2 separate regions of the Homo sapiens genome follow, and region 2 is linked to region 1. The links are chromatin contacts, found by Hi-C or POLR2A ChIA-PET in ENCODE. All regions are on one chromosome and are shown on one strand. Each heading gives the region's core, a stretch centred on a gene start or an enhancer-like site at or near the end of the contact. The rest is flanking DNA. Distances are from core to core; before and after follow the strand shown.

Region 1 (5,767 bases), core at 2,822-5,321:
ATGGATAAACTCTGTGTACCCTTGGCTCAGCCCATCCCTCATTGTGCCTTAGAATCTCTCTCCTCTTGCACATGCATAAACAGTGCTCCTGAAAAAGCTCACATCTTTCTTCTGTTTTATCAAATTTTCTCTTTCTATCAAAACTTTCCTATCAGTATACAAACACATAATTTATCTCATCCTAAAAATACCCTTATAAACCATACTCCCTAGCAGCTCCTGTCCCATTTCTTTGATTTCCATTACAGCAAAACTTCTCAAGAAATGCGTATAGTCACTATAAACACTCTCCAATCCTATGCTCTGGTTCTCTTTTGCCCCTCTAGTTAGCTTTTGCACCTACCAGTCTAGTAAAACTGTTGATGCTAAGGTCACCAATGACTTCCATGTTGCTAAATCCATTAACCATTCGGCAGTCTTTGTCTTTCCTGATGTCTCAGAATTGTTTTACATGGCCCATTATTCATTCTCCATTAAAACACTTTCTTCGCTTGGCGTTCAGTCCACCACACTCTCCTGATTTTTTTCCTGCCTCACAGTCTACTCCTCCTCAGTCTCTTTTGCTAGCATATTCTCATTTCCCAAGCAGGTAAACATTAGAGGGCCCTAGAGCTCAATCTTTGAAGCTCTTCTCTTCAGCTCCATTCACTCTCTTAATATTTGCACCCAAGCTTATGGTGCAAGCTTGTATCTCTAGTCCAGGCCTTTACACAGAATTCTAGGCTCACATATTCAGCTGCCTATTCAACATCTCCACGTCTGTCTAATGAGCATCTCAAACTTGACATACCAGAAATGGAATTCCTTATTTTACCAAGCAAATACATAGCCTCCCCAATATTGGTAAATAACGCTCCACCTTTAGGGTTACTCAAATCAAAAATTTATTTCTCTCCCAGACCTGTATTTCTCTCACAAACCCAACCATTGAACAAATCCTGCAGCTCTACCTTCAGAATAAGTCCAGAATCTTACCACTCCTCATCCTCATCACCACTACTACCCTAATCCAAGCAACTATCATTTCTTACCCGGATTATTGCAGTAGCCTCCTAATTGTCTTCCCTGCTTCTGGCCTTACCACTTACAGTCTATTCTCAAAATGATAGCCAGAGTGATGCTTTGCAATATATGTAATGTAATTTCAGTCAGACCACATCACTTCTCTGCTCAGAACTCTCTAATGGCTCAACATCTCACTTGGAAGAAAAGCCTTTGCAGTAGTTCACAAGACCCTCCATATTCAATTTCCCCATTACCTCTCTGTCTTCATTTAGCGCTCCACCCTAGCTCACTCCCCTCAACCTTCATTGACCCCCTTCCTAACCTCCAGCCTACCATGCATGATTTCACATTTGCACTTGCTTTTCTGACCGCCTTAAATGTTTTCCCCAGATAAGGCTTGTTTGCTTATCATCTTCAGGTCTTTGCTCAATTTTCACTTCTAAGTAAGGCCTTTCATAACCACTGTATTTAACATTTAGCTTTCCACCCCTTTTGGTTCATAGCACCTACTGCCTTCAGACAAAATATATATTTTATTTACACATTTATTTCCTCTTGCCATGGAATATAAGCCCCATGATTGTGAGGTTTTTTTCGGTTTTGTTTGTTTGTTTTTTGCCTGTTCTATGCTCTAAGAAATCCTCAGTGCCTAGTACAGAGCCTGGCACATAGAGAGTGTTCAGTAAATATTCGTTGTATGAATTGAAGGAAGTAATAACTGATTCTTTCCCTGGGTTTGGAGGTGTTTTATTAAATGCAAAACATAATATTGTGGCATAGGCTCCATGATTCTCCATGGCAAAATTTTCTTATTCTTCAAAATTAATTTTGAAAGTAAGAGTGCTTTATGCAGGCTTATCCAGAATCTTAGATAGGCCACTATTTCTGTTCAGCACCCAAAGCAGCAACATCCAAAGCATTTATTAACTTTTTTTTCATTCAGTAAATGTTTATCAGGGAATATGGGTGTTCTAGACACAGGTGGTGACATGTGCAAAGACTCAGAAACTTAAGAAAATATAGTACAATGTACTGTCGCAATATTACAAGTGACAGATAATGATGCTCTGAGCTAATGTGGTGCAATGGGGATGAGAGAGGTAGAAATGTGAAAAACGTTATGAAGTGAAAGGGCACTAGATTCAAGAAACCTGGTTAGTGGAGACACAAAATATTGTCTACCTTTATCAGGCTATAAAGTGGAAAGTGATTATAAAAGAGTTAGATAAGAATGAAACTTAAACATAGAGGACCTGGATTGTAAATTTTCCTTTGTAGGGTATAGACGTAAAATTTCTCATTTTCAGAGTGACTATAAAAACATTCAGTGTGTCTACTGGTGACCTTGGCAAAATCATTTGAAAGGTGTTCCCAGATCAGACCCTAACTCTCATTCTTTTAACATTCTGACTGACAGTTGAAATAGTTTGAGGTCCCAAATTTTTTTGTCTAGTAATCTCACCCTTCCTGAAAGTAATTTTTCTTATTTTATGCAAAAATTGCTATATTAAGACATAGAAAAATATATGTGTGTTTTTAACAGGTAAAGGTGTAAAGAAAACTAGGCTTTTAAAATTTGTAAGTTTAATAAATTAATATTAGTTCAAAACCCAATTAACTGTAAATATTGCTTTCTATTCAAAAAAGGCCTCCTTTGGTTATTAGGATTGCACATCTATATGCACGGGTGATTATTTGAAGGTGAGATAAAAGCAACCATGATTCTTCCTAGGTATGGAACTTTGGCAGATGGGTGAATGGTAATACTATTAATATTTACTCACATAGGGAACATAGGAGGAAGAGAAAGTTTGAAGGAAAAGATGAGTTCAGCTTTGACATGTTGAATTTAGGATGCTTTTGGAATATCTAATTGTAATTGTCTAGTAATTCATTTGATATAAAGGGTTAGAGGTCAAGAGATAAGTAATGGCTCAAGATACAGATTTGAAAGGTATTTAAAAACAGGGAGATATGAATGTCCAGTAGGCAATGGACATATTAGTCTGAAATATGTTTAATAAAGCATTACAAGATACAGACCTGAATATCAAGGAACTTACAAACACTTATGTGATATTTTCCTAGACTGATTTTCTCTTAAATCCACTCCCACTCATCCCTCAAACCAACACACATCCTATCCCCAGCTTTCATTTAAAATGCCTACGATTTACCCTTTACATTGCAGGTATACCTTGATTTCTGTAGTAATTGTATACCTCAAAATCTCATGCCGAACAAAATTATGTACATGAGATCACGTAGTCAGTTGACTCATTACTCTAAGAAACTATGGAATGAGTCAATTTGCATTGTTAATGACGTCCCCCTATTTATCACCCCCTTTAAGTGTTTTTGTCTGATTTTTGTGTGGGGGGTACATCATATTCAACTGATATAATGTCAAATTATTGAGATATTTAAAGAGACTCCTGTTAAACAGTGAGAGAGAAGTCATCTTTATTCTTTCTATTTCCATCTTTATTCTTTTTTTCTTTTTCTTTTTCATAGGGAAGGAAGCAGAGGTACTCAGAATTTAAATAATTCCCCAAAGGTCAGCCTACATTTAAAGTTAAATGTAACTTTAAATTTTATTGCTCTCTGAGATTCTTTTTTTTTTCTAGCATTGAATCATTTTTAAATGTTTTCTTGCCATTTCCCTTTTGTCACCCCTATAACCTCAGTAGGTTTACTTGTTTACCTTTTTATTCTAGAATATCTTGTGTCTGTTCTGTCTGACAATACTTGAAATTTTCCTGACAGGCAGCCATTGAGTGAACAGTTTATGTAGTTTTATAGCAGTAGTTGTAATCTCTGCTGTCCCAGTTTTCTAGAATGTATGGTTGTTTGGGACTTCTCTGTGCTCTGCCCCTTTATTGGCAGTCTCACTTTCTTTCTCGTGTCTTACCTTTATCTCTCCAGAAAAGCTTCTGCAAAATGTATCTTTCCCACCAATCACAATGCTGCAGTCTTAGTGTATGCAGTCTCTATGGTAACTGGGAAACATGCCACAACACCAAGATTACTAGAGCAACCATCAGAGTGGGGAAATCAGCGCATGCCCTCCTCTGGCACGACAGAAGTTTCCCCATTGAAACTGGAATCAGATACCTGTATTTTAATATGCAGGGCAAGGAGGGTGGCAGAGGAAATGCTATAAGCCCAGTCTCTCTAAAGGCACATTACTGGGGTTTGATGGAATTCTTGAAGTTGATCTTATTTATCATGAATAAAGCTAGAGTCATGTACTGATCCTGAGCAGACATGGATAAACTGGTTGAACTTGAGGAGATTTTTTTTTCCTGCAGATACATGACTAGTTTGTAAACAAGAGAATTTTACTAAATTAGTATATATGCTTAGGTAAGCTCAGGGAAATTACCAATGTACTGTAAAAATTATTTACTTGCATTGTAGAGACAGACTTTTTCAGATGATTTCCCTAGCAATTGCATTGTTGACCCAGGGAGGACAAAAGGCAAAATTGGCTCTCTCTGAGCCTGCCTTAGAGTGGGGGCAGTTCTATTAGGTCTTGAAGGGAATGAGGATGAAGCAATGAGGCTTTTCTGGGGTGCTTCCTTTAGGACTGAACTTCATTCCAAATATGCAGAGGATCTGACTCCCAGGTACAGCCCAATAGAAACAAAGGGCATAAATCAGAGTTTCATAACTTTGGCCCTATTAACCTTTGGGGCCAGATAAATCTCTGTGGAACAGGGCTGTCCTGTGCACTGTAAGATGTTTAGCAGCGTCCCTGGCATCTACCCTCTAAATGCCAGTAGGAACTTCTCTAACTGTGACAACAAAAAATACAGATATCCCCTGACTGGGGGCAAAAATTAGCCCCAGGTTGAGAACCACTGGCCTAAAGCAAGATGCAGCTTGGGTAAGAAAAGAGAGTTGGAGAATCCCTTAAAGGGCCCAGAATATTCACTAGTTGATCATTCAGCAGGTATTTATTGAGCCCCTGTTATCTTTCAGGCACTCTTCTACTTACCAGGGATACCACTGTGAAGAGTCATGATCTTGTGGAGCTTACCTTCTAGTACATGCATGCCACATGTTCCTAACTAGCAGGTTCCCCTTCCCTCCACACAGCATAACAGCAAATGCTTCAAGCCAACTGAGGGCCAAGAAAAGAAAAACACAAGTTCATATTTGAAGATTCTTTTTTCAGTTTATGAACCTCAAAACGGCTTTGATTTAAAAATGAAACTTGGCAAGTGATTAGTTCATATGTTTTAGTTTATAATATGTTTTAATCATTTTGGGTGTTTTCAAAACAAATGGTGAGATTAGGGGTTTTTTTTCTCTTCTATTTTTGGCCCCTTTCCTCTGGAGAGTCCTTCTCTTGTGTTTAGTTCTTGGTGTTCTTAGTATATTTGAAGAATGCTTTTAAGTATTTGAAATGTGTGTACATGGTTGAAAGGGGATGAGGAAGAAGAAACCGAAAACTTCATGACCCTGCTCAAACCAATACCCATACCCCAGCCCTAAAGCAGTGTCCGGGCACCACATCTTCAAGGAAGGCCCCTTGGAAACCCCTCATGGGCCAGTCCTCTGACCCAGGTGATCTCCTAACCCCCTTTATGTATTCTTATGAGGATATATGATAAAGAACGGACTGTGAGATTTGTTGTTCAAATTTTTCCCCTTAGAATGTGAGCTCAGTGGGTAATAGTACCATGTTGGCTCTGTCCACAGTTCTACTATCTTCAGCATAGGGCCTGGTATACAGTAAGCGCTTAAAAAATACATG
Region 2 (5,267 bases), core at 1,789-4,288, 190 kb before region 1:
TTTATAAAAGTTGGCTAGAGCTAAGGGATTTGAACTTCCCCAGTAGCCCATTGGTTCTCACCTCTAGTATAATTCAGAATCACATTTGGAGCTTTCAATGAAGATGCCTGGATATTACTTCTGGAAGTCCTGATTATAGGTTATGGAAAGGCCCTAGCACTTGTATTTTCAACAGGCAGCCTATTCCAGAACATTTGCCCCTCCTAAAGCTGTGGTTATTTACTAGAATTAATAGTCCTGTGTGAGTAGCATGTACTGGATTGATAGGTAGAGTTGTCTCTCCCTGCACCAGGTGCTCATGGATCTTTACTCCAGTTCATTCTTAAGTGTCATGGCTCGGATTTTCTCCACATCTCTGCCTAAATTTTCAGCCTTTCTCTGTTTTATAACTTGGAACTACCTTGGCCTTTTAAGGCTTCCTTCATTTTCTTTCTATTTGTGGTCTCTTGCACAATTACCTATGGTCAATTGTGGGTGTAGGGGTGAGTAAGAACCATGAGAGGGGTGGTGTCTCTTACAAAGAACTGTGAGAATGAGAAGAACTATGAAACTGTTCTGCTGCAGGCCTAAATAATATAACTAATTAATACTATGGAGGCTGAATTGAAAGCAAAATATAGGACTTAAAGAGAAATTGGTATTTTTTCTAAGCAGGAACCTAAGATTAAAACCACAGATTTAATAAGATTTTTTATTTGTTTAATTGGTAGGGTATCTTTTATAACTACATAGTCCCAAATACTTAAGATTTTAGAATGCAACACATACATCTATAAAAACAGGAGAAGGAAGACTTCTAGAGACAAAAGAGTGCCTACAGAGGGTCACTTTTAGGCCTTTAGAGAAGGAAGGTTGGTATAGATGAATATTTTAAGTAATATTTTACTATGAAATAAATGTGCTTTTATTATGGAAAAGTTCAAATAAACAAAAATTATTTATAATTTCTCTACCCAGAAACAAGCACTTCTAGTGTTTTCTGGTCTTTTTGCACTTTGTGTGTACACAACTATCACTTCTTAAACAATATTTAAGTTAACAATATTTAACTTAGCAATATTTACTTAAACAATATATTTTCCTGTACATATATTGTTGGTTATATGCCTTTTCACTTAACAGTATTCCAAAAACATTTCTTCATGTAATTAAGTGGTATCTAAAATATGATTTCTTAAACTGCATAGTATTTAAGTCTAGGAATGTACTGTCATTTATTTAATCAACTCTCTATTGTCAGACAAGGTTACCAGTCTTTCACAATTATAAATAATGCCATGGTAAACATTCTTGCTTCTAAATCTTTGTGTAGATCTTTGAGTAATTCCTTTAGATACATTCCTAGAGGTGAGATTTCTGGGTCAACAGTCTTCATATATTTTTTAAATTTTTGATGCATATTGCTAAGATGCCCTCCAGAGCATTTTGCCAGTTTTATTTTTTCGGTGGTAACATCTTAAAGTTTTCTTCCAAAAGTGATTTGATTCAAAGCCATGCTGTTGCTTTTCTCTGAGTCCTTTCTGGTCCACCAGTTATAGCAGACTTAATTTAACTCTTACCTTAAGGTTAACACTTAGAGTAACCAAAACATTTTTGTAGTCATTTATGCTGCAAATGAGACAGTTTACAGAATATAAATTGACAGTGAGATTAGATTGCGTTTCTTTCTTATGCATGTTCTGTACAAGCATTCTGCTTATCCTGGATAACAAACAAATAACAAAAAGAAAGAAAAAACCTTACCTCTCTTGCTTGTCCTAACTGAACACTCACAATGCATTAGGCATTGAACTGAACGTGGAGGAGATATGATTCCTGCTTTCTGAGACTTTGCAATTCCAAGTACCATGATTGATAAGGTACAATATAAATAGTGGGCTTCTAGGACAATGCCCTGTGGTTAAAAGTAATTAAGTTATATGGTGCCAGCAGACTACAGGATACTTGTGATCCACATATGCAGGTGGATTGTGTGCATCAGTCATGATATCTGTGGAATCTGAGAGACGGGAAAGGCATACCTGTTTTAACTCCAGAATAATATAGAGAACTCAAATTCCTGCCCAGGCAAATAGGGATAAGTTGTAGACTGCAAATAGAAGATGGATTGTGGGGAGGAAAAAAAAATCTACTAGTTCCCGCTTCTTCCACTGTGTCCCCTCCAGGGGACACTCATAGGTCAGGGTCCTTCATGTGGTAGCTTTGAGTTCCCGACATTTTCAAAACTGTTCTAGGGAAAGGGTCGGGCATGTATATGAAGACTATTTTCTTGTGAGCACAATGGGAGAATATTTGAAACTGGGACTCTTGTGAAAAATCAGAAAGGTTGCCAGTGTACCTGGGCCTTCCTATTGTCTTGAAGTACTGTGGTGGACTTTGTCATGCTTAAAGGAGGTGTGATTGGGGGTAGGGAATTGCTTGACTGAGAATTAAAGAGTGAGAGCTCCTGTCCAGTTGCTTAAACTGAAAAGGATTTCTGACACATATTTGGTTAGCAAAAATGACTGTGAGTTAGTGGGACAATTGTAGCACTGATGTAAAAATTCCAAATAGTCCTTCCGAATAGATATACACACATTTAGAAAATGCATTATAAATGACATATAGCAAAAATGTAAACAAGCCATTTAATAACATTTTAATGCTTGATTCTGATCTCTTAATTAAAATGTGCATAAAAGAAAACAATGGTGGAACATCTGTGTGTGTTATTGGGATAGCAGGATTTATGCTGCACCCTGGGCTTTTTGTTCGCTTTTCAGTGTGTGTGAATGTGGGTGGGTTTCCTCTTTGAGCCACAGTTACCCATTTGACCCCCACAGGGTCTATATTCCCACCCACCTTCTCTTGGCTGTAGTTGCACCCCCTTTTTTTCCCCTCTTACTTAAAATACTGTATGGTTTGTTCTTTGCTTAAATTAAACTACTCTCGTCATTTGATCTGAAAGCCACTCTTCACCCCACCCCTCTAACCTGAAACCGTGACCTAACCCTGACTCACCCTTGTTATCTCAGCAGATGTACACAGCATTACCTAATGTTTTGGCCTCAGTGAATAATCTCAAAGAGCTTTGGGGAAAGTGTGGCCTTTTGTATCTGTGACCTTGCAGCAGTTATTCCTTAGCTGGACACTGTGGGATTTAGATGTTAAAAACAGACTTTCTACTAACCCCTGCTGGTGATTTCTTTATTATTATTACTGATTTGGAGGATGTATCTCTGAACCCCATTTTGCCCAACTGTTAAATGAGAGTGCCAGCAATCACAAAAAGTCAAGGGTTATTAAGTGCTTTAAAATCGTCCACTGAAAATGTTACACTGTGATATGCTTTTATTTCCACTTTTACATGGAACACATGTGATCACCAAAAAGTTTGTCTTTGATTAAAAAAGCATAAAAAGTACCTCACATCTTCTGTTACTCCCAGCAGATTTATGTATCATTAATACAAGAGAAAGTCACACACAAATAGACTTCTTAAATATACAATAATTAATATTTAATGCCCCCTTTTATGAGGGGGTCTTTGTGCTGGGATGTCTCTAATCTTCACAACGTTCCTGCAAAATAGGTGGTTTTATTCTTTATTCCACAGGTGATGAAAATGAGGTTTCAGAATCATTTAAGTGATGTGCCTACAGCTTTATTGTTAATAAATGGAAAACCTGGGATTCAAACTCAAGTCTGTCTCTCTCTCTCTCTCTCTTTCTCTACATCATATTCTTCCTATAATATCATGACCTATATGGGAGTATGGTAGCTCCCATTTCCTATAGACCGTGGCTAGATGGTGTTATGAAAGAGTTAAGTAAAATGTGCCATTTGTGACAAATGTCTGAAAGTTGTTTTTATAACTAGGATTTAATTCACAAATGAAGAGTAATTATCAATATGGCACAGATGAAGAGCTGCATGTATGGATCAGTATAATTTCTGTTCTTTGGCTTATGGATGCAGTATGCCCCAGGGAGTTTCACAAATCCACATGACATCTCCCAGTGCTGGGTTCTGGGTTAGCTGGCCAAAGTGTAAAATTCCTCCGTGTTCGGATGGCTCACAACTGGTTACTATCTGAAGAGATTTGTATAAAACTACCTACCATACGTAGACTTAGTTTCTTTTCTGAATTTGTCTCTAACACTTGAGTGGGGAAAAAAATACCAAATTTTGATACTGGGTTTGTTGTTTTTAATGGGTGTTTGTTTTTGGAAGTGTTGTGCCAAGAGAGGAAGAAGAAGTGGGTGTGGGTCTTTCTTCCTTTTGCTATTTTCCCTTTGCCTTCTTGTGGTCTTATTTCCAATCTGATTCTATATTATCAGTTTGCCATAATCCTTTGCAAAAGACATAAAATGTTCATAGACTGGAAGTTATTAAGGCTTTAAATCACATCACACTATCATTGGAGTAATTTTGGGGGGGAATTTTGCATATTTCAGTTCTCTAGTATAGGGCATGTGCTGCATACTAGGGATGTAACTTATACCTGCTCTACTTCCCTTTATTTTTTTTCCTCAGGCTGAGAGAACCTTTAAACTTGTTATGTGTTCTGAAACAGATCAAATATTAGATTTCTAAGACTATCAGGCTGTGGTGGTGAGGGAAGGGTTAGTATTATATACAAATATGTATTAGGGAAGGCATCATAGTTAAGTGAGAAAAACATGGGTCTTGAGTATTATGGGAGCTCAGCCCTTTTCCTTACTAGCTGTGTAGCTTTGAGTGAGTTATTTAATTCACTAAACTAAGATTTTGAATAATAATACCTACTATATAGAGATATTTTACAGATTAAATGGTATAGTACATATAGAATATTTAGAACAGTGCCTGACCCTGAGTGAATGTTGTTTGTTTACATTTCACACAGCAAGAAAAGGGAAAAATGGGAAAGAGTGGCAATTAGAAAATAATGATATTGGGTTTGAAAAAATTGTTTTCATCCTTTCAATTCAGCATAGTAGTAGAAAGAGCATTTGTCTAGCAGGCAGAGACTTGGGTAAAACTTCCAGCTCTGCCTCCAGAAAGCTGTAAAATCTTTGCTGTTCACCTTAGTATCTCAGACTCCTCATTGCGAAAATGAGAGAGTTAGAATTCATTATCTTGATTTAGTCATATACTTTTGCCTTCAGAAGATTTTTCTGCTTCTCAGAGTAGTCTATGACATATCATTCAACAGTGTATAAGTCTCAAAGGCCAACAGCCAAGTATGGCAGACAGGGCTGTTGTTAAGATATTCTTTTTCCTGTGTAACTATGTTTACATGTTCA

The links. Hi-C counts contacts between places; a loop is a spot of excess contacts on that map. ChIA-PET counts read pairs that join two places held with the same protein, here RNA polymerase II (POLR2A). Pooled maps may share reads with other maps.
Region 2: a map of HepG2 shows a loop between it and region 1 (2.1-fold over the local background). The contact joins two enhancer-like sites. A Hi-C loop is called at or near these places in 4 of 168 maps with a recorded cell type or tissue (Calu3, HepG2, MCF 10A and 1 more) and 4 of 50 pooled maps. POLR2A ChIA-PET finds 5 or more read pairs at or near these places in 1 of 52 experiments (BJ).

What each region holds. Positions count from the first base shown.
Region 1 is chr3:114,517,880-114,523,646 of GRCh38, reverse strand. The region is part of intron 6 of ZBTB20 (zinc finger and BTB domain containing 20); the gene reads left to right. It overlaps ZBTB20-AS5 (ZBTB20 antisense RNA 5), which reads right to left. Exons shown (of 3, transcript NR_121661.1): 2 at 5,048-5,131; 3 at 3,515-4,004. Among named protein-coding and RNA genes, the nearest start is that of ZBTB20-AS5, 67 kb to the right of the region's middle. Within about 2 kb of position 4,071, at least 3 of the 41 ENCODE cell types and tissues checked have a DNase peak (open chromatin) inside an H3K27ac peak, as active enhancers do.
Region 2 is chr3:114,704,527-114,709,793 of GRCh38, reverse strand. The region is part of intron 5 of ZBTB20 (zinc finger and BTB domain containing 20); the gene reads left to right. Among named protein-coding and RNA genes, the nearest start is that of MIR4796, 36 kb to the left of the region's middle. Within about 2 kb of position 3,038, at least 5 of the 41 ENCODE cell types and tissues checked have a DNase peak (open chromatin) inside an H3K27ac peak, as active enhancers do.